Linked DNA regions of Mus musculus: regions 2 and 3 are each linked to region 1. The links are chromatin loops, found by intact Hi-C in ENCODE. Cell type or tissue: heart. All regions are shown on one strand. Each heading gives the region's core, and the rest is flanking DNA. Links, peaks and the distances in the headings are about the cores only. Region 1 overlaps Abr (active BCR-related gene). Region 2 overlaps Mrm3 (mitochondrial rRNA methyltransferase 3). Region 3 overlaps Timm22 (translocase of inner mitochondrial membrane 22).

What was found. A loop is a pair of places that touch in the nucleus more often than their neighbours do. Peaks named below come from ENCODE experiments on the same cell type or tissue, not always from the same donor. Only the 100,000 strongest peaks of a DNase experiment are listed, where the experiment ranks them.
Region 2: it touches region 1 in a loop (2.9-fold over the local background); 2 of 42 quality-filtered maps call a loop at or near these places.
Region 3: it touches region 1 in a loop (2.3-fold over the local background); 4 of 42 quality-filtered maps call a loop at or near these places.

What each region holds. Positions count from the first base shown.
Region 1 is chr11:76,493,107-76,501,106 of GRCm38, reverse strand. All of the region lies in intron 2 of Abr (active BCR-related gene), which reads left to right. Among named protein-coding and RNA genes, the nearest start is that of Abr, 74 kb to the left of the region's middle. In heart, for the core only: a CTCF peak has its summit at 4,822 (motif pointing right); DNase peaks (open chromatin) are centred at 3,156, 5,736, 6,186, 6,346 and 3 weaker places; H3K4me3 peaks cover 3,441 bases; H3K27ac peaks cover 6,148 bases.
Region 2 is chr11:76,247,996-76,258,297 of GRCm38, reverse strand. Mrm3 (mitochondrial rRNA methyltransferase 3) reads right to left here. Exons shown (of 4, transcript NM_183263.5): 4 at 7,676-8,403. The coding sequence ends at 7,874. Nxn (nucleoredoxin) reads left to right here. Exons shown (of 8, transcript NM_008750.5): 8 at 1-1,072. Among named protein-coding and RNA genes, the nearest start is that of Mrm3, 9.4 kb to the right of the region's middle. In heart, for the core only: a CTCF peak has its summit at 4,971 (motif pointing left); DNase peaks (open chromatin) are centred at 2,547, 4,227 and 4,957.
Region 3 is chr11:76,413,769-76,424,070 of GRCm38, reverse strand. Timm22 (translocase of inner mitochondrial membrane 22) reads right to left here. Exons shown (of 4, transcript NM_019818.5): 4 at 7,758-10,025. The coding sequence ends at 9,949. Abr (active BCR-related gene) reads left to right here. Exons shown (of 23, transcript NM_198895.2): 19 at 1-37; 20 at 889-1,023; 21 at 1,813-1,918; 22 at 4,189-4,336; 23 at 4,878-7,339. The coding sequence ends at 4,967. Among named protein-coding and RNA genes, the nearest start is that of Timm22, 12 kb to the right of the region's middle. In heart, for the core only: a CTCF peak has its summit at 4,698; a DNase peak (open chromatin) is centred at 3,000.

The sequences.
Region 1 (8,000 bases), core at 1-8,000:
ATGGTGAAACCCCAAGGCTCCCACTCTGCCAGGCTCCATCACTGGATTCTTTGCCAGGTTCTGAAGCGTCCCCACCGATCTCCACCTGCAGTATTAACTCCACCTGACTTCTCAGCCTGTCTCTCATCTCCACCAGTATGACTAACGTGCTCATTTTTATTTTACTTCACTGTTTTCTGTGGCTTGAAGGTAAGGACTTACTTGTGAGGAAGCATTCTGCTACTGAGCCCCAGACCAAGCCCTGGGTGTTTTAAGACAGACTTTTCCTATGAGGCCCAGTTTGGTTTTTGAACCTGTAACCCTCTTGACTTAACCTTCCAAGTGCTAGAGTCTCAATCATGTATTGCCATGTTCTACTTTGGCTGAATTTTAATGACCCGTCTTCCAGGGAGCCTCCTGTGACTTCTCATTTGTTACATCAGACGCACCTGCCTGTGCCCTCCCAGATCCACTCTGAATTCCCGCCATAGCGTTGTGTGTCTGTGTGGGAGGGGGCAAGGTTAAGCAGCCTTGGGAATGCTAAGCACTGGGTCTGTGACTGAGCTATGCCCCAGCCTCCTCACTTCTCTTTATAGCTTTATTTTCTCTGATTACATATTCAAAATTTCCACTTATCAGAAGTGCATCATGTAGTTCGTGAAAGCTCGCTTCCTACAGACAGCTACTGAGAGGTTATTTCTCCCTGCTTTCTCCATATGCAGACGACGTATTCAAATGATTCCATACTATTAAACTCCAGTAAAGACTGAGAGAGATCTTGTAGATCTGGAATTAAGATCTACTGTACTCCTTTTGTGGCTATGTGGTATTCATCCCATGGATAAACCAGAATTCATTTAACCAGCTCCTTCTCCCTCTCAGGGCTTTTTTGGTGGTGGTTGGGGGTGGGGGAGGGGTGAGGCAATGCTGTGATTGAACCCAGACCTCCTTGCACATGCTCGGTAAATACTCTTGCCATTGAATTACAACTCCAGTGCTAATTAAGCCACTTTTTTGTGTTGTTTTACTGTGCCTGTGTGTGTGTGTGTGTGTGTGTGTGTGTGTGTGTGTGTGTGTTAGACCACTTTATAACTCAGGCAGACCTGGGACTCAAAATCTTCCTGCCTTTGCCTGAGTGCCAGAATTTCTAGTGTACCATTCCACCATTGGAATCTAGTGTACCGCCGGATTCCGGTTCACTGTTAGGCATTTGAACTCATAGCAGCCCGTGCTGCTTTCTCACGCCAGTGAACATTTTTATACATACATCTCTATGCCCTTCTAGATGTGCCTTTTTAGACAATTCCCTAGGGTGGAATTGCTGACTCAGAGGGTGTGGACATTTAAAAATCACAATAGCTGTTTCCACGTTACTCTTTCTGGAGTTATACCTCAACAACATAATTCTAAAATGTGCCCCTCCCCAGTCCTGCCTTTCCTTTGGCACAGCCTTGGGAGTCAGTCACCTGGTCCTTCTGCTCTTGAAACTGTCAGCTCCACAAAGGGCAGTGTCCCCTGTTTGTGACTACATTTTGAATGTGAGCACAATGCCTGGCGTAGAGCAGGCAAGTGATAAGTGCTTGTTAATTGAGTTGGTAAGGGAGTGAGAGGATGGAGACTTAAATATAAGGGGTGTGTGTGTGTGTGTGTGTGTGTGTGTATAAGGAAAGGCTATACTCCCTGTGTCTGTGTGTGTGTGGTCTGTGCGTGTGTGTGTGTGTGTGTGTGTGTGTGTGTGTGGTCTGTGCGTGTGTGATAGCCCTACAGACTTTGAGATTTGGACCTAGCAGGTATGAGAACTTGTGATTGGTACCCTACCCTGTAGGATGTTCATGGTTCTTGTCCGTCATGCCCCTGCCTCAGCTGCCCTCTGCATACTTATCTGCTGCTGCTTTTGTCTTCTGTCCCCTTCCTGCTTCCTGAGCCTCCTTAAACTGTCTTTAGAAGCCGGGCATGGTGGTGCACGCCTTTAATCCCAGCACTTGGGAGGCAGAGGCAGGTGGATTTCTGAGTTCAAGGCCAGCCTGGTCTACAAAGTGAGTTCCAGGACAGTCAGGGCTACACAGAAAAACCCTGTCTCGAAAAACCAAAAAAAAAAAAAAAAAAAAGAAAAGAAAGAAAGAAACAAACAAACAAACAAACTGTCTTTAGGGCTGGGATGTAACATAGCTTATGCAAGGCCCTGCACTCCAGCTTCAGCACCAGCACCACAAAAAACAAATGAAGACAAAAAAAAAAAAAAAAAAAAAAAAAAAAAAAAAAAAAAACAACAACAAAACAAAAAACAAAAACCCCAGAAAATAAAACCTTTGTTTTGGGCACTCCTCCTTTTGCCCGGAAAGACCTCTCTGCTTCCAGGTGCTACCTAGAAGCCCACCAGTCACATCTCAGAGCCTGCAGTCCTTAACTCCCCACGCATGCATGGCGTTCTGTCTGTCTTTCACCCTCACACTCCCCAGTGGAGTTTTCCAATGGCACGAGCGCCTTGCCTACCCATTCCTGTTTCTACTCATCCCTCACCTCAGTGGGTTGAGAGTTCAGCAGTGGTAGGGGTTGGTCACACATCCCAGGCCTCCTTAAGATATCAGTGTGCATCTACCAGTGAGCAGGTTAGCTGGACAGACAAGGTGTTGCGTAGGTGTGAGATGTTGCAAGGCCTGCTTGGGCTGTGGTTTGAAAAAGAGAAAGATGGAAGAAACAGAGAATTTAGTAAAAGGGATGTGTGGGGCCGTGGGCACAAAGAGCCACAAGATAACAACCCACTGATGGAAGGGGAAGCTAGGGTGGGGAAGAGGAGGAACTTGCTGGTCTGGATTTGAGGAGCTGAAGGTGGTTGCTGCTCTGACTTCCCTGTGAGGAGAGCCAGCTGCCTGGGCAGGTCTCACACCTAGAGGTGGCAGTGGGTCGCCATTGGCAGAGCAGTAAGATGGGATGAGTTTTCCAAAGGCTGGGAGCATAGGGCTGTGGGAGAGACAGAGCCTTGAGCTGTGAGGCAGGAGGAAGGAGCAGCCAGAACCCACTCACTGTGTACCCAGCCGCCTGAGGGATTTGAGAAAGGCCAGAGGACAGCGCCATACTGGCTGTGTCTCTGGAGAGGAGAGTCTGGAACCAGGCAGAGTAAGGAGGAAGCCTAGGTCCAGGGCCTTCTTGAAGTCTTGAGGGGGAAAGGGAGGGAGCACCCTGGGGATTTGTGAGTCACTTCCCCTCCAGAGGGAGGACTGAGGGCCTCTGAGTGGATGCGGCTTCTGTGTCCACTCACTGGAATTTCCAACCAATTGGGCTGGGTGGGGCCGTTGACACCTTGGATATTTGGGGAGCAGCTTCTGTGGGGTTCACAGAAAGTCCCTTGGTTACAGTCCTCAGCTGCCTGCTGGTCTGACCCATGTGGACCCCTATGCTGTGCACTTAGAGCTGGCAGGGTGGAGGACAGAAGAACCTATAGCAAGCACAGGGCCCTGAGTTGGCACACTTGTGCCCTAGGGAGTGCCAACCCTGGCTGTTCCCAGGCCATGGAACAGCCTTACCCTCCCAAACCAAATGAGGAATTGTGGTTTGAGAGGGCCCTTCAGACGTGTCTTGGCTATTTATAACTGAGCCGGAGCGAAACTGGACTGAGAAAAAGTAGCGGATTCTGGGTAGGAGAGAGCTGCAGGATCCCAGTGGTGGGACAGATCCTTGACCAGTTCAGACCTTAGAGAACCTGTCACACCTCTCTCCATCTGTGTCAGTTTCGGTGAGGGCAGGTTTTTCTATTATTGACAGAAGGGCAAGAGTTTCTCTTGACTTCAAAGTTCCAGAAAACGTTTTAAGAGTAGGGTAAGAAGCCCCACTGGTTCCTTTTAGTCTCCCCTCCCCCACGGCTTTCTATGTGCTTCTCAGCTAAGGCGCACAGTAGAGGGGAGTTGTCCCCAGTGGGGATAGTTTGCCTTCTGTTGGCAATGGCCTCAACAGTTTGACTCTGCCCTGTGGCCATATGGTTGCCACTGACAAGTGAATGTGCTGTTGTATGAAAGGCTTCGTGTGATGGTTTGTTGTATATGCTTGGCCCAGGGAGTGGCACTGTTAGGAGGTGTTGCCTTGTTGTCGTAGGCGTGTCACTGTGGGTGTGTCACTATAAGACCCCCATCCTAGCTGCCTGGAAATCAGTATTCTGTTAGTGTCCTTCAGATGGAGATGTAGAACTCTCAGCTCCTCCTGCACCATGCCTGCTAAGCGCTGCCATGTTCTCACCTTGATGATAATGGACTGAACCTCTGACCTGTAAGGCAGCCCCAATTAAATGTTGTCCTTTATAAGACTTGCCTTGGTCATGGTGTCTGTTCACAGCAGTAAAACCCTAACTAAGACAACTGGTCATAAAAAGCACGTGACGTTTTGATGGGCATATTCAGACACTGCACCACCTGGTTGCTGGTACCCGTTACACAAGTTTTACAAAGATAAAGTGGTAGGCTGGTAGATGAAGCTGAATTTTATTCCAAGCTGCCAAATCCTTAGTGTGAGCATAGGGCACACACTAAGGGGAAACTCCTCCCACATAACCACAGCTAACAACCAGCTGCAAGAGTAAAGGCAGTTTGTGGCCTTCCTTAAGCCTAGCTCAGAGCAAGGATGTGGTTCACAATGTGTTGTGCTTTTTAAAAAAAATGTAAATTACCTGCTTTCATTTTAAAATCAGGAGATTTTATTTAAGCATTCATATTTTCCTTTGGGCGCGGTGACACAGGATGAGGCAAAGGCAGGCAGATCTCAGAGTTCCAGGCCACCCTGATCCACATAGCTGGTTCCATTACAGGGAGCTGGAGAGACTGCTCAGCAGTTAAGAACACACACCGGCTGCAGCCAGGTGGTGGCAGTGCACACCTTTAATCCCAGCACTGCAGAGGCAGAAGCAGGCCAATCTGTGAGTTCCAGGACAGCCAGGGCTACAGAGAAAACCTGTCTTGAAAAAACCCAACCCCTCTCCTCCCCCCCCCCCCCCACAGAAGAGCACTTGGAGTTCTTGTAGAGAACCTGGGTTAAGTGCCTAGCACCTTCATGACTAAATTATAGGGGGTCTAAACTGGATCTGATGCCTTCTGATCCATGCAAACATGAGACACACACACAGAGGCAAAACAATCATAAATCATACGTGTACAATAACATAAATCTAAAAGCAACAAAAAAGCAAACAAGTCTATCTTGGTTACATTTAGAGATCCTGTTTCAAAACAAAGCTAGAACCATAAAGAATACAGTTTGCCTTGTGTTGAAACTTGAGCCTGTGTTTCCTTTGGGGGACATTAATTAGCTAGAGCCTGGGTAGTTTCTTCAGCTCACTTAGGACTTTGGTGCTTGCCTTACCTGAACTTTGAATGAGTGCTAAAGATATGCCACAGTTGGCCTCAGTGTTGAGTTGTAAAAGAGTTCCTGCAGCTGGCCCTAGACTCCTCCCCCGTGGCAATATGAGTGTATGTCTACTTAGGGATGGGGTCGGGGACCAGGGTGTGAGCCTCATCCTCTGTATGAATTTAGTTTCTGGAATATGGAAGACGCTTGAGGGAAGTGTGAGAGTGAAGCACTCTGGGAGTGGGCAGGGTGGATAATACTACCTGTCCTAGATTGTGCATACTGGCCTTGTAGGCGGGCTCTCTCTCCTTGGACGTCACAGAAACTACTCCAAGGAAGTGGCATTGCCAGCAGCACCTGACCGTGATGTGGCTCTCGGGTGGTCCATGGTGCCCAGTGACACATGCTCAGGACCTTGTCTGCCACTGTGCTTCAGCTGGACATGAGGCAGGCCAGTCCCCTCCTGTATAAATTAAATGCAAAGCCTTGTTCACTCTACGTGGTGCAATGGCAACTGCGGTTTCTCACTGGCAGTGGGCCTCCCCGCTGCAAAGGTGCTGGATGGAGCCTGAGGCCGAGGTGCGAAGGGGGCTCTGTCTTGTGACGATTCCACGGGGACGTGGACCGAGTGGGTGAAGGGTGGCTTCTCGGGGAAGCCGCTCTCCTGCACACCGCCCGCTGGCCCGAGGGCTCCGGCGAGAAGTTGTAAATAAAGCTTGTCTCTGGGAAGCACCCCCCCACCCCCACCCCCGCCCGCCCGGCCTGTCTGCGGCCTCCTCCCTCCCTCCTCCTTCGCTCCAGAAGCCTCCGCCAGCCGCTCGCCCGCCCGGTGACCACAGCAGGAACGAGCAGCTCCACCTCGCAAGTCAAGACGTGCGTTTCCTGTGCATTTGGAGCAATCGGGCCTCCGGGTCCAGAAAGGGCGGGCTCTGTGGGGCCGGCAGCGCAGCACCGGGACGCCCGGACGAGCCCGGCACCAGGCCTAGGGCGAGCGGAGTGGCCGAGGAAGGAACGGACCGCGGAAGGCGCTGGCTGCCGACCCTGCCCGGCGTTCATCCCGCGAGTGACTGCCTGGAGGCCCCGCTTCCCCTTTCTCAGGGTGGGGACGCGCGGGAGGCGGGCCCGGTGCGCAGGACGGCTGGAAAGCGGCAGCAGGAAAAGGTTCATAATGGAGCCTTTCATCGCCAGCCGGTGGCCAGGTGCCAGGACCGACTCCGCGGAGGCCAGCATGCTGGTGTAGGCCTGCCCTGCGCTCTTCCCCGCCCGCCTGTCCCCTGCCTGCCTCCCTGCTGGGGCGCGCGGCGGCCGCTGCCGCTGCTGCTGCTGCTGCTGCTGCTGCTGTTGCTGCTGCCGCTGCCGCTGTGTGGACCCTGCTTCCTGTTTGCCCTCTGCGGCTCTGGCTGCCATGGAAGAGGAAGAGGAGGCAATAGGCTTTTTGGACAAGGTTCTGGAGGATGAAGATGTGTTTCTCCTGGAGGAGTGTGAACTGGGAACCCCGACCAGCCCTGGCTCAGGGTCCCCCTTCTTGGTGGCCGTGAAGGTGGGAATGTGACACGCCCTGGATGCTTGTGGGGAGGGGGCAGGGATGGCTCTTGACTGATGCTGAAGCCGTGTTTGGAGAGAAATGGCTGATGTGTGCACAAGCCTCATGGCTGAGTGGAAGAGCCTAACTCAGCATGAGATGGGCTGGTGCGTTCCTGCTAGAGGATTGAGGGGCTGGGCTCTCTCAGCAGCTGTTCTGTGGGGAGAGGTGGAGTGAGTGCCTGCTTGCCCTGCACCAGTTGTCCTTAGGGGCAGTGACTGTTGGCTTTCCCCTCAGTCAGCTGTGTTAAGGGATCTTTTTGGCAGTGACATGAGTCACCTGGTGGCCCGTCACTGATGTGAGCCTATTGCCCCCAGAAGAGCTGGCTGACTTGAAACTGGTGGGCAATAACTCATTGTTTCCATGGCAACCAGAGGATAAGGGCATTTGCGAAGTGTGGCCAAGGGAGCTGCCTCTTTTCCAAGGAGGAGACTGGCGACTTGGTGCGTCTTGACTATGCAAGTGAACCTTTAGGACGATCAAGAATTTGAGGTCACTCGGGCTTTCTTGAAGGAAGATAACTGAATTAGCTGGAGAGGGGGTGGGAACAGCTGTCCGGTAGGTAAGCATTTTTCCCAAAGTGGGCATAAGCAAGAGTAGCCCACTTGTTCCAGGTCAGCAGAGCTACTAGAGAGGCAGGTTAGGAGGGAATGGGCTGTTGGGAATGCCAGCTCTGGTGTGGAGAAGTAACCTCCATTGCCTATTACCTACCATTAAGAACTTGAGCCACAGCCTATCGCTTCTCTTTCCTGTGCCTGGAGAGAGGGCCTCTGAGGACTGTGGCAGGAGTATGCACACTGCAAAGCAGGGCTACCTGACTGCATGGGCCCTGGAGGGCGTGGTATTTGGTGCCTTGCCAGGCTAGGTATCTGAGTCTTTCCCTTTTCATAAGATGATTGATGATCACAGCCCCGCTCCACCCACACACCATGGTGTGGCTCCAAGAAGGAGCTAATGGAGACTAAAAATAGACTGCAGACCTAGGTTAGGTAGGTGGCAAATATGCAGGGTTGGGGTGGAGAGATGACTGCAGGCTTGGGTGGGAGCGGCAGTGGGATCCTGGCACCTCATCTCTATTCGGTACTCTGGTGCATGTTTAGAGCAGCCG
Region 2 (10,302 bases), core at 887-8,886, 240 kb after region 1:
TGATGGAGGACCTTCCCGGGTCTTCTGCAGAGTGAGCAAGCAAGGACCGTGGATTGAGGCCCTGACTCTGACTCTGGGATCAGTATACACACCCCAAGCCAGAGGGAACTCTCCTGTGACATCTGTACCCGTGGGAGTTACAGAGGAAGGGTCATGACCTCAGTGGCCATCAGCTGAGAGCTGTCGGCGAATTTGCTTTGTAAGGACGTGATCTTTCTTGGTCTGAGGGAAAACCAGCGCATCAGTGGGTTCTTGGGCAGGGGACTTCCATATCTCTAAGGAACCTTGTGGGTGTTTGTTTTGGTGGGAAAATGAATAGCCGAGCTAACAGTTCATAGAACGCTTACTGTGTGCTTAGTTTCTTCATCTCCCCATTTTCCTCCTGTACTCTTGGCCATCCCCAGGTTTCTGCTCATACAAAAACCTCCCGAAATCTTGGGATTTCAGAAATGGATTTCCCCCTTAGCCATCTTCCCAAGATTCAGCCCTGAGTTCCCAGAGAAGTGTTGCCCAGCTACCCGGGCTTCTCTGTGGGCTGCTTCTCTGCCACAATCACCTGCAGCCCCTTTCATGGTCCGTTTTCTTTTCAAACTGGATCCAAAAAGAGACGAGGGTTTTCTTTCCTCTAGGAACCTGCAAAGGTAACTGTGCTCTAGAAAGCAGTGAGGGCACTGGGCATGCCAACTGCAGTCACCCTGACTTCCTCTGCTCTGCCCAGGCAGCTGAACTGACCACAACAGTGGAAACATCAGCCATGTTCTTAGGGTCTGTGCTTTGGCCTAGGGATTTCCAGGACTTTAGTCTGTCACAGTCTGGTGTCAGGGACTTCAAAGCATCTGGGCCTCACCCTCAGCTCAACCCAACACTTTACCAGCCCAAACCATTTATTTTGGAAAACGCAGTTGTCCTCCCCCAACAAGCTATTGACACTGCTGTTCCTTGCTGAATTGGATTGTTGGCTTGTAATTCAGAGGTACAAAATTAGTTGGTAATTACACTATCAGATGTTGCCAGCCTGAAGTGCAATCACCTAGAAAGAAATAAAGCAGATAAAGCAGGCCTCTCTGACCTCACCCTTCGCTTGGGCCTTCCTGCCCTCAGTGATGAGTCCTTTTCCCTTTAGTGCTTTCTTTGGGATGGGGCGAATGTTCTAGAGCCCGCAAGAATCTAACGAACCGAGACTGGGAACAGAGTTTGGTTGTAGGGTACACAAGGCCTTGAGTTCAGCACACACACACAGGGGTGGGGGGAGAAGAGAGAGAGAGCACATGGCTGTCTGTTTCTCTTGGTTTTCAGAAGGCAGGAAGCTCACCGGAGCTTTGGTTCTCAGACTGAAGACCTTGTTGTGAATTTTGTTGTGTTTACTGAAGCTGAGCACTGACACCTCCATGGGGAGACACTAGAATCACCATGGACCTCACTTCAAAGAGTAGGGCAAGGAATGGGGTGTCCTAGCTCTGTCCTAGGGCTAGGGGCATCCCTGAAAGGGGGACAAGGACCAAGATGAACTCTCTCCCTTGGAAAATGAATAGGTTTCTGTCTGTGCCCTGGGTGTGATGGCTTTGAAGGAAAGGATGGTGTCCCTTTTGGCAGCTAGTTACCTTTGGGGGGTTGTGGGGAGGAGAAAGAGAAGCCAATTGGAAGGTGCAGGATTGGATCTATGTCGTATCTCAGTGGCCTGTCCTGGGCTGATTCTCCGGTCAGCAGAATGCAACACCAGAACTCCCCTTTTAGAGAGGATGTGTGGCTTAGTCAGGACTGGGGACAGCCTAGTTCTGTGCAGCTGCTACAGTTGGAGAACGAGCTACAGAAGGACCTTTCCTGCAAACCAGTGAACAGTCCCTAAAGGTTACTGCAGCAGACCAAGTGGGTGGTGTGCTAGCTCCCACCAAGCAGCTCCAAGATACCTTCCGACTCTCCTTGCTAATTGGAAACAGGCTAAGACACCAGCTGTGGCAGCCACAGGCTTCCTCCAGCAGCATGGGGAACGCCATGCCCTGCAGGTCGACATGGGAAGGGAGCTATAAAAATGCCACTGTAGAATTCCCAGGTTTGTGTTCAAAATGACCTCCAGACCCCATTCCCACAATAGAGATGCATTTCTTTAAATTTCTCGAGACCAAGTCTTACTCTGCAGCCTAGGCTAGCCTAGAAAGCCACTGTGTAGCTGGCCTCAAATCCCTGCTCTGCTCCTAAGTGTTGGGACTAGAGGCATAAGCTACAGTGCCCAGCAAGATAAGATTTTTTCACCCAGCCTTCACACAAAAGATCAAAGGATAGTCTGGAATCCTACACTAGGGAGGGAGGAAGGAGGGTCATAAGTTCAAAGGCAGCCTAGGCTTCATAGCAACACAGTCTCAAAATATCAAAAGTAATAAATCCATACAAGGAAAAGGACATCTGTTAGGCTAATGATGGAAAAGGGCAGATGGCACCAGCTTCCTCTCTGAGTCAGGTGGTTTCTGCTCTGTCCTGCCCACCATGTGTTCTTGAAACCAGTGGCCTTCACTTATTCCAGCATACGGAGCCAGCACTGCTTTTTTGGCAAGCTTCAAGTGGTAATTTCCAGCCAGACTTTGTTTTATCCTGTTGCCTAATTAAAGACACAAAAAAGCTGTTCCCCCTCCTGCTCCCATGCTCATGGTGGCAAACTGAATCCAGCAAGGAGAGGACTGTGGCTTGGGAACAGGTCTGTGGGACTTGCAATGGTCTTCTTAAAGGGAGCAAGGAGAAAACACGGGCAAGTGAGGACACGTGTGTCAAAATGCTGCACAGAGTCGACACATAGGGAGTGGCCTGGGCTAGCATCCAGTGCCACATGCTGAGGTGCTCACATTCTGTACACAGAGACATTTCTTCTGTCAGCCTGGGCAGACCTGTGCCTGCCTTGTAGCACCACAACACCAATGAGGTACAAAAGCCAGGGTGGCAGTACCCAGGGGCTGCAGAGGTTCAAGAGCACCCTTCTCCCTTCCCACTGTCTTGTGCAGCCAGTCCTGAGCCCACCAAGATCTTACAAAGTTTCTCCCACAATGGTTATACTAAAGGGGTTACCTCATCTATATCCCTTATTGACAATGCCTCCAAGCAGGCTGCTTAGGGGACTTTCTAGGGGACCACCGTTCACTGTGATTATATTATTCTTTCTTTCTTTATGTATGTGAGTACACTGTCACTCTCTTCAGACACACCAGAAGAGGACATGGGATCCCATTACAGATGGTTGTAAACTACTATGTGGTTTCTGGGAATTGAACTGGAAGAACAGTTAGTGCTCTCAACCGCTGGGCCATCTCTCCAGCCCATGACTTCATTATTAAGGCAAGGGCCTGTGAGCATACGTGGTAAACCTTCCAGGAACAAAGGCTGTATATGGACTTATATAGTAGTTCTGCTTTGTGCTGGGAACTCTGCTGCAGGGGAATCAGAACATAGGGTGTTCTCCACATACTTTACGGAGGAAAGATGAAGGTCTTCGTTTCATTCCTGTTGCTGTGATAAAACACTGTGACCAAACAGCTTACTGGAAAGTTTCTTTTACAATTCAGTTCCAGGGTCCATCAGAGCCAGAAGTCACTCCTACAACACAGGATCCTATGCCGCCACCCACAGTGGGCAGCTCTTCACACCTTAACAAAGTAATCAAGATCATTCATTCCTCACAGACTGCCCCAGAGGCCAACTTACCTAGGCAGTCCTTTGTTGAGATTCCTTTCCCAGGTGATCCTAGAGGGCGTGAAGCTGACAATTAAAACTAACCACTGCTACGTGGGTCACGCCTGTAGTGTTCTGGGCTGCTTCCCAGGCCGGGACTGTATTAGGCCAAGTGCATGTAACTCCTCAAGAACAGCTGAGATTTCCTTTTAAAGTTACAACTCTGAAAAGCCATCATACTGCCCTGAGTAGGCTTCAGTGGCCTCAGGGCTGGACTTTGGATGCTCAGACCTCAAATAGCAATCGTAAGGACTAGAGCTAAGAATATAGTCTTCACCAGCTACTCTGGGGTGTGCCTCGCCCTCATCCCCATGAGCGGCAAGGAGGGCGAGTAACCCTGCTGCAGCTCTTGCTTCCTCCTCCCACCTTTTGTTCCCACTCATGAAGCAGCAGCACTGGTGATGGGGCACCCCAAGTCTGAGGTTTCCTGAGTAGATGACACAGCTGGGAATCGCTATACAGAGGGGAGAAGTGCAGGGCCAATCCCAGAACACTGGGCCACTGAGCACTGAGCGGGCGTGCCTCCTGGGACTCCAGTGAGACTGGGCTGGCAGCTGTAGCCCCAGCTGCTCAGATGAGACTCTGCTCTGTTTAGAAACAGTTCATCAGTTAATTTGGCTCCTAGTTTATTTTGTTTGTGTATTCACTCCCTCCTGGAGTGAAAGGGAAAAGACTGTTGTAGTTAAAAGCAACATACTTCTTGAAAGTAAAACAAGATGAGCCCAAATGGCAAGAACGTCACTGAGCGGCTGGGGAGGCAGCTGGGTGGAGGTAGGAGCCCCAGGGCCTAAAGTACAACCCATGGTCAGAGAATCCTGGCAGGCTGGGCTGCTGGGACTTTGTGTGGCCCTGATGCACTTCAGCACGGGTGACAGTCATCAGAAGTTGCTGTGAGCCCTTGGAGCAAGATGTCAAGTAGTATTTTGCCCCATGTGTCTAAGTGACCAGGATTCTCACCACTTAGCAACTGGCTGAGGTAAAGGACCAAACGCACTGGGCAAGGCTATGCATGTAAGCTTCCTGTGACAGGAACACATGGGACATCTCCCAGAGGCTAGACATAGAAACTGTGTTAATGTCTATATTCTCTTGAATTTCAGATTCTGATCTCCACTGAGCTGAGATATAATCCAAGTTTGCAGTACTCTTTGGCAGGGGGAGCTAGGACTCCATTTGAACAACTTAAGCCCAGGGCAAGTCCCAACTCTCTAGCCTGTGTAACCATTTCTGAGGTGAGGCCTGCCACCTTGTGGCCAAAGCTACTACTACAGGGGGCCTCCCTGCAAAGCCAAGCAGGAGCCTAGGCCAGTTTTTCAGTTTCCCTTCCAGTTTCCATAACTCTGACTGCTCCATTTTATTCCTGTTTCCTGGGGAAATGGTGACATTCATTGTTCTCAAAGGTGAAAATTCATGATAGCGATTTTCCAACTTCTTTTATGAATACATTGTTGAGGGCATCAGATCTCATTACAGATGGTTGTGAGCCACCATGTGGTTGCTGGAAATTGAACTCAGGACCTATGGAAGAGCAAGCTGCCAGTGCTCTTATCTCTCCAGCCCGTGATTTTTTTCATGTTTGCTCAGCAAGAACATAGCCACAAGCACTCCCCTGTAGTCAGTCACTTAAAAGGACAATGTGTGTACCCCAGCCCCCAGGCTAAGTTCTAACACTGGCCAGAAAGCATTTGACAAATACACTTCTTATCCGTCTTGCACCTAGGATAGCAGAATGGCCTCAAGTTGCACACAATGCAGGAGACTAAGTACAGGAGAGTGGCTGGCAGAGGTGTGCTTGCTTGCTTCCTTTTGGTGCCTTCTGTTTCTTTAGCACTCTCTGAGGTGTTGAAGGGGAGACTAAATGCCAGCAGGCTCAGCAGAGTGGTGTGAATTCTTCCCTGCTGCCTTTAAAACCCAGCCTGCTGTGATAGTCATTACAGTCCCCCTCAGCTCACATTGTGTTCCAGCCTTTGTGGGCCACAGTAAAAAAACTTTGGGCTCAGCACATGCCTTTAATCCCAGTAGAAGCAGGCAGAGCTCTGTGAGTTCTAAGACAGCCTGGACTACATAGAGAAAGAAACCCCATCTCTGTCTGTCGCAGACTCTCACACACATATCCCTCCGCCCTCGGAGAAAAGGCTTTGGCCTTTCCTGGTTTTTAAAAGCTGACTAGAGACTGAGAATCTCAGGAACCCATGGACTACCCACCCACATCAAACGTTTGTGCAGTACCCTGGGAGGGCAGGCAGTGTTCTTCCTGGGAGGACACAGCCAACAAAACCAAACACTACCAGTAATCTCTCCTAAAGCACCCCAAAGCCCTGGCATCTGCCACCTGGTACATGGGCAGCTTGCCCAGTTGATTCTCCCAAGAGTTTTACTAGAGCTGAAGGAATGGAAAGGGAAGGGTTGGCTCTATGGTTTCTGTTGTACGTGCAGCAACTTGTTCAGCCTTCCTAGAATAAGCAGCAAAGGAGTCCGACAGGAACCTAGTCATTGGAGCTGCTGGGCTTGAAGATGTAGCACAAATACTTGCTTGGAACCTCAACTCTAAACCAATTGTTTGTGGTTGCAGAAGTAGTGTTTAGAACGGATTCCAAACTCCAGCACCCCCACTCCTTCCCATGGTTACTCAGCAGGTGCAACTACCTGCTTTGGTCTTCTCTGACCTCACTGTATTTTGGGGTTTAAGGATCCAGCCTATCCCTGGGGATCTGAGAGCTCAGTGCTGAGGCAGTATGATTAGAGCCTCCGCACCCTGACCTTGTAAGGTCCTCGGCTCACAACACCCAGTGATGCTTCCTGATCTAAAAATGAAATGTACATTTTTTTATTTTTAATTACATGTATATGAATGTGTCTGTTTATGCACATCTGAGTATACATATCTGAGGCCAGAAGGAGCAGATCACTTGGAGATGAAATTAAAGGTAGCCACCCAACATGATCCACCAAACATGAGCCCTGGGAATTCAACTGGGATCTCTGAAATATCAGTTAGATGCTGGGCCATTTCGGCAGCCCCTTAGATCATTGCTGTGTGTGGAGGTCAGAGAAAGACTCTGTGGAGTTGGTTTTCTCCTTTATATGGATTCCAGGGATTGAACTCAGGTCACCAGGCTTGGACAGCAAGTGCTTTTACTCCCTGGGTCATCTTGCTGTTCCCCTAAATCACAGCATTTAATCAAGTGCCACTAAAACCATGACTAGCAGCAAGGAGCTGGTAAGCAAGCTGGCACTTCCAGCAGCAGGTTATGCTGCAAAGTGGACTCAGGGTCTCACCTCTTTTCATACAGAATCCTCAAAAAGATGCCTGTAGAGCTAGGCATGGTGGTGCACACCTTGGTCCTACACTCTGGAAGCAGAGGCTGGTGGGTCTCTATGCTCAAGGCCACCCTGGTCTATATAATAAGTTCTAGACTTTCCAGGGCTATAGGTCTCAGAACAAACAAATGAATACCTTTGCAGAGGAGCTGTGCAAAGAAGGCATGACACCACCTGATGAACTGCTTCAGTTGGTTCACCACAAAGGCAGAAAATCCACATCAGCTGCCTGTGGGACAGAAGGCCTGGATATGCCAGCCCAGAGATGGCTGCAGAGAAATCCGAAAAACAGCTGGCTGCTGGTTACCATGCCCTGTAGCCCTCAGCTTCTCAGAAAATACTAAGGCACTGGGAATTTGGCTCCTTTAGCAGAGTACCTATGTAGTACACACTAGAAAAAAGTTACAATCTCAAAACTAGTGGAGATAGGAGATTATAGGGAGAATTTTGATGGGGCTGGAGAGTTGGCTCAGTGGTTAAGAGCACCTGCTGCTCTTCCAGAGAACAGTTTCGGTACCTAACACTCACAAGGTGGTTCATGACCATAAGTCCAGTTCCAGGGGATATGACACCTCTACTGACCTCTGCCAGGTACCAGGCATACTTGTGGTATAGTATACACACCTGCAAACACTCATATGGGTAAAATGAAAAAGAATTTTGACCTTTGTTGTTTAATAAGGAACAGCAGACACTAATAGAAACTCTTTTTTTTTAAGTACCACACAATGGTGGCAGTGCCTACCCCCTGGCTCCTGTGTTGTCACCTTGGCCAGCCTCCTAGCAGAGGAGGGGCTGGAGGTGCCCTTCCCCTCCCACTGAGGATTCCTGTGCTCCTTCAGTGGTAACTCCTGTCCCTGCTCAAGTCTTCCACCTTTATCCTCAGCTGCCTTTTCCCTTCAAAGAGCAGGATGCTCGCAGCCATGGCTGAGTTCAGACTGTCCACACCAGGTACAACGGGGATCAGCAGTCTCTTGCCACCGGTACTCTCGGCCAGTTGCAGGGATTCCAGGCTCACTCCATGCGTCTCCCCACCTATCACCACAGCTGCTGGTGCTCCTGTCCAGTCCAAATCATAACTCTGGACCTCAAGTTTGGGCAGCCAGTCCTTTCTGGTTTTAGTGTCTAGGTCCTCTTCATACTTGTGAAACTTTAAGAATCGGCGATCACATGCCCAGTCACGGTCACCGGTTTTATCAGACATCTGAACCTGGGCATAGTGACCACAGTTGTCTGCCACATAGACTCGAGTGTCAGGAGGCAAGTGATTGGGCACTGTTTCCCATTCCACATTGTTCACAATGGGTACCTGGAAATGTGCCCCCATGCCTGCCCGGAGCACTTTAGGCTCCCAGGCATCCACACAGCCTAAAAAACAAAGGATACAAATTGAGACTTAACCAATCTTCCTAGACTACAAAGGTAACGCTGAAGTAAGTCCCTTTAATCCTAACCAAGAGATAAACCAACAGTTTTTCCATTACAGTTTTCGCCATTGCTGGGACCAAGAGCCTCCCATCTGATGACACTGACCAGCAAAGGGTCTAGAAGACCGATTGCTGCTAGTGCTGAAATAGATGTTGTTCATCGCACCCATACACAGGTGCCAGGCATTGCAAGGAATATAATGGAGATTAAAATGCCACCATGGACCTGCAGGGATGCAGGGCATCAACTGTGGCACTGGAAGATCACTGAATCAGATGACCACAGTATCAACAGTAACTGATGTCAAAGAAGCATGAGCAGGGAAACACTAAAATCTACGAGACTGTGACACTGAACTGGCTGCTAGGGGACACGGGGATTGTGCTGGAGAGAGGTCCAGGCAGAGCACAAAGGCAGAGTGAGCGAGCACGCCTGCTGCTGGACAGGGAGGGTGGGATAGGAGGCCAGAGGTAGGCAATGGCCAACATAACAAAGTTGGTAGTCCTGTCCCTGCCAAGGCCCTCCCTCATGCTGCAGTGAGAAGGCTAGAGGAACCTACTTGGACATAGTCACATCTAGACCTGAGGGCTCCTGTGCACTGGCTGCCCAGTAGATACTGACCTGCCATATGACTACTCCCACCACAGGCAAGTAGGAGGAAGGCATTTCCCCATTGAGTGTCACAGGGCTGCCTTATGACAGGTCATTTTAAAAGTTAACTCGGCAAGCTTAGGATAGTATCTGTCAGACCACAGAGAATATACTCATGCCCAGACATTCCCACCTATGGGCTTTCCTAAGCACTGCAGGGAACCAGAGATGGGAGCTGGACTATAGGCCAAGTGAGAGCCCCTTCTGCCGCACCTTCCTCCTCTTTCCCTACCTCCTTCACCCCAGCCGTGGGGACAAGTGAGAACCGCATTACCTCAGCAATGCGAGCACATTCCCAAAACCGCACTGCTATCGACAATGGAGTGGGTGGGGTACTGAAAATGGAACCCCAGAAACTAGGTCTCACACTGCCAGACCTGAGTTGGACAGAGTGTGTCAGGGGAGAGTTGAATGGAGCAATTTAGGCAAGTCTCAGCAATTGCTCCACTGTTAGTTTATATTTAATAGTAGCTTGGGTGTCTCTGATGAGTGACAAGCTCCCTCCCTTCCGCTCCCAGGGTGTAAAAGGCACTCTAGACATGTCTCAACTGCTAGCCAGGTATGTTTAGAACCAAGCCTATTAATCCCTTCTGTGAGAAAAAGCTCAGATGTAGTAAGGCTAATTTGTGTATCACTGTGTATCACATTTCCCTGAGGCTAAGAAAAATGTCCCAGGATACAGAATCACTCTGGTGACAGCTTTCTTTCTATGGGATTCAGAACTCAAGGGTTAGGAAGGACTCATATACTCAACACTTTGAGAACTTAAGATAGACAAGGATCTTAAACCAAGTCTTAACTTTGGCATGTAAATAATTAATGTATATTCATAAAAATTTCATAAAATGGGAACCTATTTTTCCTCCCATTGACTTAAAATTCCAAAACAGCACATCAGGTCTCAAAATATTTTTAAAATACAAGCAACATTTACTGAATGCTTCTTTGCATCATTTCAAGTAATCTTAAAAAAACAAAGACCAACCATGAGGAGGATTCTTCTTATTTCCACTTTATAGACGAGAAATTTGACATTTAACATACTGTTTATTGAGCATGCAGTTAACCCAGAGCAGCTCAGAGTCAGACCCATGCGTGTCTGTCCTGAACCATAGCTCACTTGAAAGCAGCCAAGGAAGCCACTGGGTAGGAAGCGCTTGTCCAAGGTCGGAGAGATGCTCAGCATTT
Region 3 (10,302 bases), core at 1-8,000, 77 kb after region 1:
ACGGACATCCAGGCCCTGAAGGCTGTCTTTGATGCCAGTGAGTAGAGAGGCCCAGCGGGTATGGGTGGTACCTGAGCAGCTGGTGGAGAGGGAGAAGCCTTGGCCAGTGCCCTGTAATTTGTTGTGGCACGAAGGAGGCTGTTTCTGAGTCCCCTGACAAGTTACATGTCCTGGGTCTTGTCACTTAGGTCTCCCTCATGTTTCTTAACCACTGCTACAATGAGGATGGCATTCAGAGAGGTCAGGTCACTCGTTCTGGGTTACCCAACTTGCACGTTTCTGTTCCTGAACTTAAATTGAGACCTTTTGACTCCATAGTATACATTGCTGGCTCAGACTTCTTCCTCCCTGCTGTCTTCGGGCCCTGTTACCATGTGGCAGGTCTCTTCTGTGGCGGGTCCTGGCCCTCAGTTTCCCCTCTTCTATCAGGCTGGGTCGGGCTAAGGCACTGGTATTATATCCAGCGTTCAGGATGCTTGAGCTAGGCAGGCAGCCATGATGAGTCCACGTAGGGTGAGGGTAGGCTAGGGGCTGGGAACATGATGATATATGGCTCCCTAGACCACGTAATTAGGTGTGTGCTATGTGGGGTGGGTATCACTCTGGTACTCTGAGCAACTCATTATGTCCCTCCTTTCTTCTGAGAAGTCACAGCAGATAGACTCTAACCTGTCCCTTGATGCCCTTGCCCACAGATAGCATCTGCATTGACATATGGTAGAGCTTGTGGGCACCATGTATACCCTACCTTCCTAAGGGGAGGCAGTAAAGGAGTGCAGTGCGTAGAGGTTCGAGGGACAGATATGAGGGACGGAAACAGTACTTAGGGCTGCCCCTGAGATGTCTCGGAGGTGAGTGTAGCCTCTGACCTTGCCCCCTCCTGTACAGATAACAAGGACATCCTACTGATGCTGAGCGACATGGACATCAACGCCATCGCTGGGACCCTCAAGCTATACTTTCGGGAGCTGCCTGAGCCCCTCCTTACAGATAGACTTTATCCAGCCTTCATGGAGGGCATTGGTGAGGCTTCTGCAGTCTTGAGGGTTGGTTGGGCTGAGTCTCCTAGACTGGTAACATGAAAAGCAGGAGGAAATGCCCCAGGCATTCCTGCCAGTGGCTTGTCCAGAGCAGTCTTGTTCTTGTGACTGAAGGACCTGAGAATGAAGTGCAGCCTGCTGAGGCTGGGCCCTTTTACCTGTCCCGCTGTCCATGTGTCCCTTTTGTGACTCCCCCTTACACACTGATCCTGGAGACACAGGCATTTATGGAAGAAGGCCCTGAGCTGGCAGGGCCTAGAGCTAGGGAAGAAGCTGGTTAAAGCTGTAGTTTACTGGGGACAGCTGTTCTGAGCCCCACGGAGTGGCTCTCCTCATTGCCTAGGTACTTGCCAGTGGAGCTCCTGTGACCACCTACAAGGGCCACTTCCAGGCCTGGCACAGTGCTCCCTTCTTCTCCTGAGGCAGATAAGACTTGAGACCCTGTAGAGAATGTGAAGCCTAGGGGAGGCTGTTCAGTATAGGCCAGCTTCAGAGCTGTTTGACAGAGAACATCCCCACCCCTAGTAATAACTTGTGACTAGTGGATTAAACTAGCATGGAGTTTGGGTTGGGTGAACCGGGGTAATGGTCAGTGAGAAGGGAAGGGAGAGGCTGCTCCCTCAGCCTACCTTCTAGCCACGTTATGAGTCATGGTTGGGCATCCTAGGGAAACCCACTGTTGACAGGCCACACACAGGTCAGGCCTTCTCTCTGTGGTCCAGGCTTCTGGCCTTCCAGGCAGGCCCTGCCCTAGCCCTTTCTCCTCCTGCAGCCCTGTCAGACCCTGCTGCCAAGGAGAACTGCATGATGCACCTACTCCGCTCCCTGCCTGACCCCAACCTCATCACCTTCCTTTTCCTGCTGGAACACTTGAAAAGGTAAGGAGGAGAGGCAGGGCCCAGCCCAGAGCAGCTTCCTGTCCTGTCCCACCAGACCGATCGTCTCAGCTCCACCTCCTGGGTCCTGGCCTGTGCTAGGCCACCCGCAGCAGGCTGAGCGCTTGTTTCTCCCTGTCCTGAGCTCACAATTGGTTGTTGGGAAACTGGCTCCTAATTGCAGTATAAAATAATTGGCCATGGTACCATAGCACATGCCTGTGGTCAAGATGCTGAAGCAGGGGGATTGCTTGAACAATCAAGAACTAGCTTGGGAAACATAAGGAGACTCTCGTAGAATGGTGGGGTGAACCAAAGGGCCTCAGGTGGGTTTAATCTGTGGGCCCCAAAAGCAGCCATTTATTTAGTTAGTACAACTTTTTGTTCTGTTTACATTTATTTATTGTGTGCATGCGTGTATGCATGTGTGGTTCGCATGTGGAGATTGTAGAAGTCGACTCTATTATGTAGCTTCTGAGGGCTGGACTCAGGGTGTCAGAATTGGCAGTAAGGGCCTTTAGCCACTGAGCCGTCCTGCTAGCCCAGTGCAGCATTTTTTAAGTGAAATAGAAAGGGTAGCAGAAGGGTGAGCTCCAGGCAAAAAGATTGCTTTATTCCATTACCTGTCCATGTGTCCTGGGTTGTTACATCATCTGATGTGTTCATTATGAGTCAGTTAAGAATTTGAAGCCTACTGGTCTTGGCCCATACATTATGAAACAGGGAAACTGAGACCCTAAGCCCAGCAGGGACTTGCTTGGCTTAGCTGTAAAATTGTACTTAATGCCCACAAGTCCTAAACTAAGGCCCTTCTCACCTTCCCTTGCCCCTCCTATGGTCAGGGCAAACCAGAGCTGTTAAGCTGACATCACTATTTAGTACTGAACTTAGTACCAGCCTGTCCTCATCACTTACTTTTTAGCCCAGGACTAATTACAGACACCAGTTGGAAGGAGGTCACTTGGTATTCCTTAAATCCACTTGCTACCATGGGCCAGCGCCTCTGAGCTCATCCCCTCATCTGGGTGCTGGCTGTGGTTCAGGCAGGCCAGGCTCTGGAGGGCGCCAGTGGGGACCTAGTCACAGCTGGCGCTGGAGTCTTGTTTTTCTCATCTTGAGACAATGTCCCTCCCTCTGGTTTGGCCAGGACCAAAGTCCCAACCAACTAGTTTGGTGAACATTGTGAGAGGACATGCTGAGGAGGAATGGGAAGGGAAAAAATGCATTAGGTTTTCCATCCTGGGAACTGGGCCCGTGTGTGTGTGTGTGTGTGTGTGTGTGTGTGTGTGTGTGTGTGTGTGTGTGTACACGAGGTAGAGGCTAGCCAGCTGCACAGCTGTCTGCTGGCACTACATTTGCCTGTTTCCAAAGTAGTCAGCAGGCACATTTGTGACTCTCCTGGTGGGAGAATAGGATGAGAGGCCCTATCCAGGGTTTGTGTGTATGGAGACTCCAGAAACATTTCCTAGTATGGAGTCGGGGGAGGTCCAAAATTTCTTGGTGTGTTTGGTGATACTGAGCCTTCCTCGACAGTAGCCAGAGATGGTAGTTCCCACTTTCACTCAGGGGACAGATCAACCTAGTCTATTACATAATAGAAGGGGAGATCTGGAAAGAGTCAGAGCAGGCCCATGAGCAGGCTCTTCAGAGACAATGGGGAATTCAGCCTCCAGACTTGCCTGTGGTGTAGACTGTTCCTGCTACAACACAGCCTGGATAACTGTAGGCTCAGCTAGCAGCTGCCTCTGGGCAGCAGGTCCTCTCTGCTCTGCCCTCTCCACTGCTGACTTCCCATAAGTGTACTACTGTTGGGCTCTGGAGTGGCTCCTGGGGAGACTACTCATCGCTCAGAAACCAGCTCTAGCACCTATTAGCTGTGTGACTGTAGGGACATCACTAAACCTCTTATTTGGTTCCCTCACCTCTGTAGAGGGGATGACGACAACATACAGGATTACAGGAAGAGTCCTTAGAGCTGTCTCCATCTTATCTAAGTCAAGAGGGATGCCATTGGGTAGTGGTTAGTCCTTAGGCTTGGCAATTTTCCATCAGCATGGCACATAGCTTAGGAGCTAGTAGGGGTATGTTACAGCAGTTTACTAGGACGTAGCTGGGACCTCAGTCCCTTCGCCTAATGTCTTTCCCACCTATTGGAAGGGAGGTTAGGTGTCTGCCGCTTTGGTGTCTTTGAGGGAGCTTCTACAAGTACCTTTAGCTTCTTGGGGCTCCTGTGGCCGCTGAGGAGTGACTCTGTTCGCCTTCCTTTCTCTCAGGGTTGCTGAGAAGGAGCCCATCAACAAGATGTCACTTCACAACCTTGCCACGGTGTTTGGCCCCACGTTACTGAGACCATCAGAAGTGGAGAGCAAAGCACATCTCACATCAGCTGCAGACATCTGGTCCCATGATGTCATGGCCCAGGTACTACCAGCACTGTGTAGGAGGCCCCACCTCCCCTGCTAGGCAGCTGAATTAATGGTATATAGGGTGCCCAAGCACTTGGCTGCAGAGCACCCTTCCTGCTCAAGGCAAGACAACAATGTATGAGTCTACACATGGTTGAAGAATGTCTGTCCCAGGTGCTAGCTGCTTTCCTGAGGGCTTCAGTCTCAGAAGAGGGACAGAAGACTGAGAGCTGGGGATTGACCTCGTGAATGAAAGCCCCAGGGTTGCTTTCAGGGTCAAGAGGCTCATCTTCAGCACCCATCTCAGGCCCATGCTGAAAGCTTTTGACTTAGACAAGGAAGTGGCTCCCTGACCCTTGACCCTGCAGCACCCTCCAGTGCTGTAAATGAGCAAAGCGATCTGGGCTTCAGGGAAAGGGGAAGAAGCAGGAGTGAGTCTGGGGAGTGACGTGGGTTAACTCTTGGCTGTGGCCTGGCAATCATTCCTTTTCAGCATAGCAGGGGAGGAGGGTCTGGAAGGCGAGGACCCCAACTTCAGTCTCCCTGTCTCCTCACAGGTCCAGGTCCTCCTCTACTACCTGCAGCATCCCCCCATTTCCTTCGCAGAACTGAAGCGGAACACACTGTACTTCTCCACAGACGTGTAGCCTGGGGTGGGCAGCTGTGGGGGCGGCCAGGGGCCAGCCCTCCAGCCGGGCCCCGACATAGACTTGAAAGACTGCAACAGAAACTCCCCAGCCTAGCACTCCAGAGTCCAAGGGAAGCCACCTTCCAAGAACTGGAACATGTGCATCTTTTGTGCCACCTTGTACAAAGCCAGCTGACCAGCCCCCGCCTCCTCACCACACCCCAGCTCCTATCTTCTGTACCCGAGTGTGTCTGATGCTCCGTGCTGTCCAGGAATTGTTTTATGTATTATTGTCATTGCAGAAAAGGTAGTGGCCGAGCTGGTATGGGCACAGACAGATTGCTTTGTTCTTTCATTTCTCCCAGCACTCACTTTCTGCCTGAGTCCGGTCCAAGGACTTTTACTTTGCGCTTCGTAACTACTGCCAGCTTCTCCTCTCCTGGCCCTGCTCCCAGATTGCAGCCTCCCTGCAGTGTCTGCCCTTGCCACCTCCCAGCCTGCTGCATGCATGTGCAGCATGGGCTTTTGCTCCATCACCGCAAAGTTCTGCAGGGGCCCTGGGCAGTGCTGGCCTGTCTGACGTGCTGCCCTTGGCCTCCTTGCTCTCCACGTGTGGAAGCGCATCTGCTTTCCTTGCTGTCTGTGCAAATGCTGAACAAGGAGACAGACACACACTAATCCTCAGCACAGAGCTGGAAAGCTCATTTCTGGAATGTTCTATTTGAGAATTGCCATTTCTGGGGTTTGTCTGTTCTATCTCCTGCCTACCAGTCGGTATCTTCAGCTGTTTCTTCTATTGCTGGATTTTCTGTTCCTTTTCCCCAGTGTTCTGTTTTCTTTGAGTGTAATGACCCACAAGTGTCCTGCCATTAAGAGAGGTCAGGATTGCACCTGAAGGGTATGGTGGGCACCCAGGCTGTGAAGGAACAAGATGAGTGGAGCGGCCAGCAGTGGCAAGTCAAGGGAAGCCAGTCTTCAGTGTAAGGACCCGCAGTGGCTATCCTAGTGTACATTCTCCTGGAGAGCAGCTTCTGTGGCTGAATCAGGTGTCCAGGTGAAGACAGGCCCTGTCCTGGAACCTGGAATCACACATACCTCGTGGTACTTTTGCCTTAGATTTTACACTCTCAACAGCCAAGCACTGCCACGGGGCAGCCACAATGCCATGCGTGCTCCAGAGCCTAGGAACAGCAGACAGAACCCAGTTGGAATGCTTCTACCCTGGCTTCTAAATTCAGGCCTGTGGGTAATCCCAAGTATACAGGAAATTGTGGGGTAGGCTGTCTCTCGTGAATTGAGTTCTGCTGGGGCTATAGAGCATCGGGTCGGCAGCTGTCATTCCCAGCTCTGTGACCTACTGCTTGGTACTAAAAAGGAGTTTTCTTCCAAAAGCACTGTTTCCAGTCTGAGTAGGAGCTACCAGCCTGTGGCAATCAGCAGGGAAAGACAGGTGCTCCTGTCATAGGGGCTTGAGCTACCACAGCTACCACACAGCTTTCTGGATCTTCTATATGGCAGTTCATTCTTGGCCCTCAGGATTGGGGAGACCAGCTCTCATTGTGTGTGCTCAGGGCTAAGTCTAAACAAGGGTTTGCTGGCCCCCAAGCTGTTGTTTGTTAGGTGAGGTTAAGTAGGGCTCTTCTGGTCCTGTGCATACCTATTGCCTTTGACAGAACGGTACAGTTTGTTTATGCAGGAGGATGGCATGCCAACTTCCCAGCTGCCTACTAGCAGTTTAACAAGGAGCCTTGCTGTCTCAGACAGGTGAAAGAAAATGTCATGCATGTAAAGATCACATCTGCCACTACCTTGGCACTCAGGTGCTGGTATGTGCATTCTTGCTTCCAAAGGATTGACAGTAACAAATTCTCAAAGCTTGACTGGAGCTGGCTGCAGCTCAAAACAGTGCCTCCTGCCTCTTTAGAGCGGGGCTGCTCGGCAGCAGTGACTGCAGCCCCAGCTTGCTTAAGCAGTGTAACAGCAGGGAAGCGGGAGGAGCTGAGAACTATTAGAAGTTCCTATTATTTATAAATTCCACCCAAAGTGGACAGAGTCAGGTGCCAGACCTGATCTGAAGTGCACCAAGGAAGTATCTGGTGGTTCTCCTGAGATGGGGGCCTTGCAGCCCAGCACCCCCTCACTGCCAGCAGGGCACCAGGAGACAGGGTCCAGGAATCCAGGTATGCCTGTACTTGCTTGAGCAACGACTGAGGGCTGCCAGCTTTTGCTGACAAGGTAGGATGGGACCCCCAATAAGTGGGTATGGATATATTTTTTTTTGTCTCTGTTCTGTTTAAACTTATGTAGATTATTATAAATTGATGTAAACCATGTGAGAGGGAAATGTTAATAAAAAAATTGCAAAGCCTCAACATTTGCACAAAACTCAGCCCCATGGTGTGGTTGTTTGTGTTCTCAGTAGTCCAGGAAAGACCACCAATCTAAATATTTAAATCCTTCCAGCTGCACCCAGATGTGTTTCCAGGAACCTGTTTATCTCTAACCTTGCACCTCCCTTCTGACTTTTGGAAGACTGTGGCAGTTGAGGGAGAAAGCTGCCCCTCTCTGTGGATGCATTTCTAAGTCACTGCTGCAGTCGTTCACTTCATGGGATACTCACTGTGGGCCTGGTCACAAGTATGCCTGGAAAAGATGACAGAGGTAGCCCACTGGCCTTCCACTACTTATGTTTTCCTCAAAAGTAGCATGTCTTTTATGGCAGACTTCTGTTGAAGTTGCCTGTCAGAGACCTGCACCTTCCAACCACCACCAAGAGCCTACACTCCTTTAGGAGACCCAATAGGGTTTGTGTGGGACTTAATCAGCTGAAGCCATTGGACACTGTTTATTCTAGAGATCAGGAACAGATGTGTCTGCAAACTGCTGTTTGGTTTATGAGCTCATACTGACCCCCAGCCATCTAAAACAGGAAGCTATTCATCTCCTTTTGATTGAATGGTCCACGTGGACAAGGCTTGGCTTGTTCAACTGATGGCTACTGACAGCTGAGGCCCCTCTGTGCCAAGGTAGCTGTGATGGCAGCATTTCTTGTACTGGCGCTCATGTGAAAGAGCAGCTGGTAAAAGACCTCAGGCACCTGAGCACTTTGACAGGTACCAGGTAGAGTCCATCCTTGCATCAGTGTTCCTAGGTGAAGGATTTACAGACAATACAGGAAGCACTCCTAAGCCTGTTTCCAGAGCTCTGGGGTAGGCACGACTGAAGCTCTGTGCTTATGAAATAGGGCAGGCATCATACAGAATTCACTGCAGATTAGAAGCAGGGAGATTGACTAATTGAGTACCTGACTTGGATTCTTTCCTCGGCATAGGAACGAAAAGTATTCAGCAAAGAGCCCGAGCCCCGTGCACTCACCCATCCTAAGAAGACAGCAAAGGTGTTACTCTGGATCTGATATCATTATTCACATATAAATACACACCCAGATGACCAATGTTGAAGTTGAGTCTTTGAACTCTGCTTAAGGTTGAGTGAAGATGAGGAAGCAAGAAAAGCAAGGGTAGAAGGGTTGCTATACAGCAGGGGAAAAGACTGCTGGCTGAAGGTAGCCAGTTCCAAGCCTCGGCTGAGCCTCCTACACAGAAGCAGGAGGTAAGGACTGAGCCCATTAGTTCCACCTTCACCCACACGCTACAGTAAACAGTTCAGTGGCACAGCCCAAACATAAAAGGCTCGTTCTCTGCCATGGTATAATTAGGCTGAACTGTTGAATAACAGTAACAAAAAACAAACCACCAAAAGCCAAAGAAAAGCTTAGCGGAGAACAGGAGTGGTGGTGAACAGGCCTCTGCCATCTGATCTGGGCCAGTAGCTACAGTATGACTGACTCAGCTGGCAGGGTGACCACAGTAAGACATTCACGGACCTTTCACCTGGGTTGGGGCCCAAGACCAAGGGTTTTGTAAGCTGTAGGCATGACCATCAGCCAATCCAATGCCTTTGAGGAGGCAGAGGAGTTACCAGCATGTTGCAATACATCCAGGAACATGGCTAAACTTTCTAGGGAGAGGCCTTGCTGATGGAGTGGCTGTGGTAACAAAGATACAGCTTCCACAGACGCTAAGAGCAACGCTCCCAGAGTTCCTTAGAGGTTTCCTAGCCTTTCCATTGGATTTGTCACTCTTTGGGCCAGCTGGCATCTTTTGTCAGAGGTGTGAAATCTGAAAAACTAGCTCCTAATAATAGTACATCTGCTTTAAAAAAAATAAAATTGGGTATTTTTGCCTGCATGTGTATATGTCTGCACCACTCAGGTGCCCTCAAAGGCCAGAAGAGAACCTTAGATCTCTGGAACTAGAGTTACAGATGGTTGTAACCCACAATGTAGGTGCTGGGAACCAAACCTGGGACCTCTGGTATTAACTACTGAGCCTTCTCACAGCCCCCATATACATATATTTTTTTTTTCCTTTTTCCGGAGCTGAGGACCGAACCCAGGGCCTTGGGCTTGCTAGGCAAGCACTTTACCACTGAGCTAAATCCCCAACCCCCATATTTTTTAACAAGGACAGCAAAGATACTAACTGAAATCACATAATTGCCTCGATGGCATAAGTTTACTTTGCCCTGCCCTGGGACTCATGATGGATACTTGCACACAGAAGGAAGAAGAGCTTCCCGGCTATGGGCAAACACTGCCACTTCCCTATTCAAAGCTGGGGAGCTGAGCCAGGTCAGAACTGAGCCTGGTTCAAAGCTTAATGCGTAACAGTCCACACACTGCCTCCTGATCTGTTTACTGCAAGGAGACACTCTGCCATACCACCTCCCCTGAAAAACCTGGTTGGAATTCAAGTGGAAAAGTATGGTTGTTCCAATGGCTGCAGAGAGCGATCGAGCAGCGAGGTGTGTCCTTCACACCATCAACTGTAGAGGGATGCACTTGGCTTCACCCCTGAAGCAGTCCAAGTGTGTAGAAACTGCTCCACAGAGCAGCTCTGAAGGTGGCTGGCGTCCTCTTTCCTTCCCGGCTGTTTCTTTCACCGTAGGTAATAATCGATTGCAGCAGAGAAAGCAGCAAACCCTCCACAACCTATGGCCCCGGCCTTTACTCCAGCTGCAAAGCAAACAACAGCGTTACCACTGTAATGGGTGCTAGGTTGGGACTGCACTTGTAAGTTTGTACCTCGGATGCATAGAAACCAATTTAAGCATGTTAAATCATCCGAACTATGCTGCCTCGTTAAGATTTCAATGAAGTGGTTCTGGAGAGCTGGTTCACGCAGTTAAGAGCACTGGCTACTATTCCCAAGCACCACAGGGTTCACTACCCAGCACCCACATGGCAGTTTACAGCTGTCTGTAGGTCCAGTGCCAGAACATCTGGCACCTCA